3 separate regions of the Mus musculus genome follow, and regions 1 and 2 are each linked to region 3. A link is a loop called in an ENCODE intact Hi-C map of the cell type or tissue named here. Cell type or tissue: left cerebral cortex. All regions are shown on one strand.

What was found. Peaks named below come from ENCODE experiments on the same cell type or tissue, not always from the same donor. Only the 100,000 strongest peaks of a DNase experiment are listed, where the experiment ranks them.
Region 1: it touches region 3 in a loop (4-fold over the local background); 6 of 42 quality-filtered maps call a loop at or near these places.
Region 2: a loop joins it to region 3, with 2.3 times the contacts of the local background. A loop is called at or near these places in 6 of 42 quality-filtered maps.

What each region holds. Positions count from the first base shown.
Region 1 is chr3:108,271,085-108,273,584 of GRCm38, forward strand. Psma5 (proteasome subunit alpha 5) reads left to right here. Exons shown (of 9, transcript NM_011967.3): 8 at 1,207-1,293. Among named protein-coding and RNA genes, the nearest start is that of Sort1, 12 kb to the right of the region's middle. In left cerebral cortex, no CTCF peak of the experiment used is centred here; no DNase peak of the experiment used is centred here.
Region 2 is chr3:108,281,289-108,283,788 of GRCm38, forward strand. No RefSeq gene overlaps it. Among named protein-coding and RNA genes, the nearest start is that of Sort1, 1.5 kb to the right of the region's middle. In left cerebral cortex, a CTCF peak has its summit at 1,248 (motif pointing right); DNase peaks (open chromatin) are centred at 1,277 and 2,230; H3K4me3 peaks cover 688 bases; H3K27ac peaks cover 1,200 bases.
Region 3 is chr3:108,163,927-108,166,426 of GRCm38, forward strand. No RefSeq gene overlaps it. Among named protein-coding and RNA genes, the nearest start is that of Gm40122, 10 kb to the right of the region's middle. In left cerebral cortex, CTCF peaks have their summits at 973 (motif pointing right) and 1,176; a DNase peak (open chromatin) is centred at 989; H3K4me3 peaks cover 338 bases; H3K27ac peaks cover 839 bases.

The DNA of each region.
Region 1 (2,500 bases), 110 kb after region 3:
GTACAGGCTTTTAATCCCAGTGCTGGGGAGGCAGAGACGGGTGGCTCACTGGAGCTGACTTGGTAGGCAGCCTAGCCTGCTTGGTGAATTCCAGACCAGAGAGAGATTGATTTCAAAAAGGTATCTGTGGAGTAACATCCAAGTTGTCCTCTGACTTCCACTTGGGTGCATGTGCAACCCCCCCCCCCCAACAAACACCCCCACACACACACATCTGCACATACCTGAAAATACAGACACTAAAGAGAGGAAAAATGGTTACCAAACAGATCACACTGTTGTGAGAATTAATCAGAAATAACAGACACAGAATAATCCATTGCTTTTAGAAAATGTTACCAGTAAGCTTGTTCAATATGAGGTTGCCACTGATCTGCAGTATTTGCTAAGTGCAGCACAACAAAGCACAATAAAATGCGGTTTGCTTGTAATATAGCTTTCATATGTAGAGAAAATTAAATGTTAGTTAGTGCTGTGTGTGTATGTGTACACAAGTGAGAGCCATATAGGAAGAGGAATTTGAAATGAGAGAATACCTCATCAAATTAGTTTTTGGGCAAATCCTTAGGATGTTTTCTTGATTAGTGATTAGTACGGGAGGGTCTAGCTCACTACAGGTGGTGCCACCTCTGTGCAGGTGGTTCTGGGATGTATAAGATAGCAAATTGAGCAAGCCAGGAAGAGCAAGCCAGTAAGCAGCATTCCTCCATAGCCTCTGCTACCTTTCCTTCCTCTACTTCCCTCAGTGATGGAGTGTGACCTGAGAGTTCTAAGATGAAATAAATCCTTTCTTCCAAAGGTACTGTTGGTCATGGTGTTTATCACATCAATAGGAACCCTAAGACAGGAAATAAAATGGAAAGTGGATTTTCTGAATCATTGGATTGCCCTCTTTAGGTCACTTGGATATTACTAGGCTGTTCACCAGGTTATATCATCCTCTAGATCATGGAATTGAGATAAGCATATACTAGGGACGCACAGCCCTGTCCTCTTTCTCAAAGATGATTTACTAGATGAGCGTTAGTGAGACATTTTTCTTCTAAGTATATATCCTTGAATATTTACATTATTATATAATGTACTACATTATACAAATAAGGTGTAAGGTTTATTAATATCAGCTAAGTTGTTTCTGCAGAGAGATGCGGGGAGGGTTAAAGGAAGGAATCACGTTCAACTAACAGCTCCTCTCTCTCTCTGAAGTCTATGACTCTGAAGGAGGCCATCAAGTCCTCGCTCATCATCCTCAAGCAAGTCATGGAGGAGAAGCTGAATGCAACCAACATCGAGGTACTGCTCCCGCCCGCCCGCCTCGCGCCCTTGCTGAGACGACTGTCTGAAAAACAGTTGGTCTGATCTGTGTTTTCGTCATTGATAGCATTTGCATCCTAATCAGTGCTAATGAAGTGGTGATGATGGGAGCCAAGTACAGTGGATTTAAGAATGAAGGAAAGGACTGGGTGTGCTTCTTTCTTAGGGCTGATTAATGTCAGCAGAAACACAGCACTAAAGAGACATAAAGAGATTAATGATAGGAAATTGTAAAGGGGTGAAGACAGTACAAAGGTGTTTCAAAAAGTAAAACAAGCCGGGCAGTGGTGGCGCACGCCTTTAATCCCAGCACTTGAGAGGCAGAGGCAGGCGAATTTCTGAGTTCGAGGCCAGGCTGGTCTACAGAGTGAGTTCCGGGACAGCCAGGGCTACAGAGAAACCCTGTCTCAAAAACAATAACAACAAAAATTAATTGTTCTCGAGATGCTAATACATGTAGCCAGCTTTGTTTTAGGAAGTATGACAGGTGCAGAGAAAGAGTATAGGAAATCCAGTCCCTAGCTAAGAGCTGTGCTATGCTACACATAGGTAATAAGGGTGTGGGTAGAACTTCTGGACTCATCAGTAAGAACAGCTTTCCGTGTGAACATGGGCCTAGAGAAGGATATGAGGAAGCATCCTGAAGAGCTGATGTCTGGAGGAGGGGCCAAAGTGCTACCCCAGGAAAAGAGACCAATAGCATTGCCAAGGGTCATAGGACTGGGTGTGGCTCTACAGTAAAGTGCACAAGGCCCTGGGTTCTCACCCCAGCCTAGTAAAATCAAACAGGATTTTTTTCTTTTCTCTCTTTGGTTGTGGAATAGGGGATGTGGCAAATAATAAAAATTAGGAAGGCTCACAGGGCCCCCAATGGAGGAACTAAAGAAAGTACCCAAGGAGCTAAAGGGGTCTGCAACCCTATAGGTGGAACAATATTCACTAACCAATACCCCCTGGAGCTCGTGTCTCTAGCTGCATATGTAGCAGAAGATGGCCTAATTGGCCATCATTGGAAAGAGGCCCCTTGGTCTTGCAAACTTTATATGCCTCAGTACAGGGGAACGCCAGGGCCAAGAAGTGGGAATGGGTGGGTAGGGGGGTATTGGGAGACTTGGGATAGCATTGGAAATGTAAGTGAAAAAAATGCCTAATTAAAAAAAAATTGGAAAGGCATGGGTAGGTTTCT
Region 2 (2,500 bases), 120 kb after region 3:
AAAATTCAGTGTAGTGAAAAGTAGCGTGTGCTGAAACACATTTGAAAACATCAGTTCAGCAAAGGAAGAAGTTTTGCCCACACATACAATGAAAGCAACTTGGGTTTATTTTCAACATTCTGCAGATTTCTACTGATGTTAATCCTGTTATGATGTTAATCCTGTATCATGTGAGATTTAGCCCCTGGAATCTTGTATCAACTTAGTCATTGTCTTACGGTTTCACTGCTGTAAAGAGACACTATGACCAAGGCAACTCTTATAAGGACATTTAATCAGGGTTGACTTATAGGTTCAGAGGTTCGAGCATGGCAGCATCCAGACAGGCATGGTGCAGGAGGCCTTTATCTGAAGGCCACTAGAGAAGACTGACTTCAAGGCAGCTAGGATGAGGTCTTAAAGCCTACACCCACAATGACACACTCCAAGGCCACATCTCCTAACAGTGCCACTCTCTGGCCCAAGCATATTCTAACCACCAGTCATTTAAGAATTTTATTGGGAAGCTGTCATAGCTGTGAAAGGTCATCTGTAGTCTCCCACAGTCTAAGAAAAGTACCTCTAGTGGGAAAAAGAGGCAATCATCTCTAATGTGTATGAGTGAGTGTGTGTGTGTGTGTGTGCGCGCGCGCACGCACATGTACCCAAGTATATATGAGGAGCCTGAGGAGGTCAGAAGAATGCATTGGATCCCCTGGAACTGGAGTTACAGGTGGTTGTGAGCTGCCACGTGGGTGCTGGGATCTAAACCCAGGTATCCTGTAAGCTCTTAACTGCTGAGCCGTTGCTCCAGGTCCAGTACTGCTTTTAACACTATAGATTAATGCAGATGTGGAAAAGAATACGTTGCTTTGAAGAGGTGTGTCACTCAAGAATATACAGAGAAAAAAGCGAAGGGAAAACATAGTGTAGCCCTCCAGCTTACAGTCCCTCCTATTGCTAAGGCAGGATGTCTGTATAACTGAGAACAGTAAGTATCATTATCTGCTATAATTACAATGTGAATAATTCAAAGAGATGGTTACTTTTCTTTAAATGTTGTGTTCAAGAAATGATCTTACATACAAAAAGGTATAGCTTTGTGATAATTACTTCATATTGATATTTTTGCTTGGGAGGCTGGTGAAGGAGGATCAAAGACTCTAAGCCACCCTGGGCTACAAAAAAAGACTCCCCAGTTCAACAAACTGACAAAATCTAAACGTTAATGGAACTAAATAGCTAAAAGATGTATCTGGTAGTTTCTCCAGCAGGTAGCACTGTTGAGTTAGCTTTCTTCTTTCCCCATAGTAAGACAATAGACCATTCATCTTTGTCACCCAAACAAAGAAATATTCCTTTGTAGCCCCCTTTTTCCCCTCCGTAACTGGTCACATGCTACTGTAACTGACTGCCTTGTGATCTAATCCATACTTGACACGAATTAAAAATAAGTTGTGCTTAAAAATAAATAATGTGGCGTTTATATTTCTGGAAAGAAAACACACTCATCAGTTTTTATCTTGTTCAGTGGCTCAGAAACTGGAGGGCTTTTCTGTTGATTTGCCATCCTGTTCCGCTTTCCAGAGCTTCACAGCTCCCTTCTTACTGTGGTTTTGGGGAGAGGAAAAACTCCCGAGTACGTAAATAGTTTTGTTTGTACTATTCCGTGTGCATACTCGGGTAGGCCTGCCGTTTGAGTTTACTGTTAAAGTTAAAAGTAACTTCCAATGGCTTCCACTCTGGTATAACATTTTGCATACTTTGTATCTTTTTATCTGGCTTCCTGAGTTCCGACTGAACAACTTGAAATGTTGGGAAGAGGTGGAGTGAAGTTAAGGATTTAGAACTGGTTTTACCAGCACTGCATGTTCTAAAAGTTGTGTGAGCAGCTTCTGCGGTGTAGGGAACAGTGGGGAGGTTATTTGCTGGAGGTGGGTATTCATTTAGGAGGCATCATATTCAGTGAGGGAATTGGTGTGATGCACTTACTGCAGGGCTAAGGGTGCTTTAGGTAACTAAAATCAGAATGTGACTGTACTAAAATGATAATATATAAAGTGGGCTTTAGGCAATTCTCTTCCCGTATACCTACACTTGGTGGCAAAGCTACCTACATTTCCAAGTCCGCAGAAGCCAAAAAGTACTTTCGCCTCTTGACTACCTCCCTGCAGATGAGGAAGGTGACTGAGGCCAAACATGTTGGAAAGACTTCTGCGGCTTCCATGAGACACGGGTGTAATGATGTTCATCTGCCCCATAGGATTTTCGCATTCACCTTCTTGGCTCCTTCAGCAGACAATGGGCGAGCCAGCGAGCCGGGGTTAAAATCCTAATGTACCAGTTTATGTCGGAGCCCCTTTTCCAACTGAGAGTAGTAGTTCAGGGATTCCCTGGCTTTCCCAGGCGCGGTTTCCACCGAAGGAAATTTTTAGGAGCGTTTGGAGGGGGGTTGGGAGGAGGGTGGAGAAGGCGGCAACGTGACCCAACCCTAACCCGAGGGTCTCCGGAAGCGCCGCCA
Region 3 (2,500 bases):
AGAGAAAAGGGAGCTAAACTAAACACTTTGGCTTTTCCTTGTGTTTTGAGACCAGAGAGAGGAGCATAAAGTGTGTATGTCATGAAGGAGCTAGGATGTAGGACCGATGGAAAAGGAAGGCCAGAGGGAACACAGAGAACCGGCCAGGCCAGAGGGGAGCAGACACGGAGATCAATGCTCCTCTGATTTCCAGTGGAGTCTTTAGAACTTAGGCCAGGTAACTGTGTGCAGGCTGCGTGTCTGATCTTTGGGGAGGAAATGAAAAGGGACAGAGGAGCAGTTTGGATACCAGAAACCCCCCCATTTAGGTTCCTGACGTCCTAAAACGCTGCCCAGGCTGACCCATGGGGGTGTGGCACCCAAGGCCAGCTTCCGATGCCCAACTGAAGACCAACTTTAGCCTTGGCCTATGAACAAAGAGCTGGGCTGATTTCCCCTCTGGAAAGAACCAAACCAGCCCTGGGTGTCATCTTGGAGCCACTTCTGCTCTATGTCTCTGGGGGAAAACTGTTCAAGTGTCTTGTGGTTAGCCCAACCCAACCAGGCCCAAGTGTGCACAAGGGAAAGCTAATTCTTTCCTCTCCAAGCTGGCCACCACCTCATGGTCTTTCTCCTTAGCAACTCTTCGTTCGTCCTAGTTCTCTCCCTGTACTTCTGGAATACCCACGATCAGAAAGAACCATGCCTTACTTGGCTCTCATGCCCATCTGACCACACTCCGAGACCGTTAACTCTGATCGGCTCCTTTGGGATTGAGAGATGTCTTGTGAGTGCCCCCTCAGAGTGCGTGATAAAGAGTGCTATGTAGAATCTGTCTTTCTTACAGTTTGGCTTTTAGGAATAATCTAGAGAGCGTCTACAGCTTCATACTGAGGCAGGGGGACCCTGGATAAGAAGGCTCAAGATGGGAAAAGAGAACCAACCAATCTGAGAGGTTTCAGGGCCCTCCGCCTGCACTGGTACATTTTAGCCACAGGAGGGCAGTGTTGGCCACAGAGCTCTGAAGAGTTACTGCAGTGTCTTGCTACACAGCTTCTCTTTGCCAACCCCACACCTGCTTTCTTTATCCTGGGGGCTTGTGGTCTCTTGGGCACCTTTCCACATGGCTGCAGTCTCGGCTGTGAAGGGTGGGCAGGAGGGACAGATCTCCCAAGAGAAAAGGCTGTGGCGGGTTTGATGAACTGATGTCCCCGCAGCTCCCCTGTGTGGACAGGTTAGCTTCCGTAAGCCTCGGCTTCTGATGAATAGTTGAATCGAGACTGCTGGCCGGGGAATGTCGTTTCCTGTGTGCATTTTGATCTGAGCCAACAGCTATGGTCTTTGGGTAGCTCCTGGCGGGCTCCATCTGTGGCCCTGACGCTTCAAAGGCTCACTGCCTGGGCAGGTGGGATAGAAGATGAACGAAACTGGACACTTTGGTCTCTCCAAATGGGTCTCTTCTTGGAATCACAGCCAGACAGAAAGAGTGCCCAGGAGTCGGGGATGGCCCAAGAAAGGGATAAACATAATCAATTGGGTCTGATCGGTTTGTGTTTGAAGTTTCAAATGGTGCTAGGGCTGGCTGGCAATGTATACTCTTCAACCCAGGCTACCCCTAAAAACCACGGGGCCATATTGACTTGCTCTGAATTAGAGGCTGCAGAAATCCCAGGCCCCTCCCTCCAGAGCCTTCTTGGGGATCCTAAAATACCCCCTCCTCTTCTTCTGACTTTGCTCTCAGCTCCCCCAGTACTTAGAGAGCACAGCTCACTGGCCTGTTCAGCCCTCAAGGCAGCCCCGCCCACACACCCCTGCTCTTGCCTTGTGCCCTTCTGACCCCAACCATTCTCTTCCTGGTCCTGAAATTACACACCAGGCCCCTGGAGAGTCTCTGTGGCACCTCAGCTTCCCTAGTGGGGCATCTGATCCCACGCTTGGGGGCTGACCCTCCGAGCACAGAGCACAAGGCGTGGCCTGGTTCTTTTCCCTAAGCTTCCCGTTCTTTGGACTGACTGCCCCATTTTCTCGCCTTTTCTGCCTTTCTTATTTGGCTCTTTTGTTTCCCTCCTTCCTCCCTCCTCCTCTCTGGCTCCAGGCTTTGGGTCAGCTCTCCACTCTCCTCCTGTCTCTGCTTGAATGTACACCTTTTACTTCCTCCCCTGCACTGAGCACACTGAAGCGCTGGTCCCTGCCTCCCTGGATGAGGGAAGGAATAGCAGAGGGAGGCTGGGCCAGCGGCCAGACTTGCCTTTAGCCTCTGGCTTGGGTATCTGGGACCTGTGTCTGGGAGAGTCCTCGACAGAGCCTCAGGCCTATGGAGCTGGCGGGGACCAGGGTTGAAGACCACTGCACCAAGTGACTGCAAGCAGAGAATAGGATATGACAGCAAGCAAGGGGAAGCCATCTCTCTCTCTCTCTTTCTCTCTCTCTCTCTCTCTCTCTCTCTCACACACACACACACACACACGAGAGAGAGAGAGAGAGAGAGAGAGAGAAGGGGAGGGAGGGAGGGAGGGAGAGA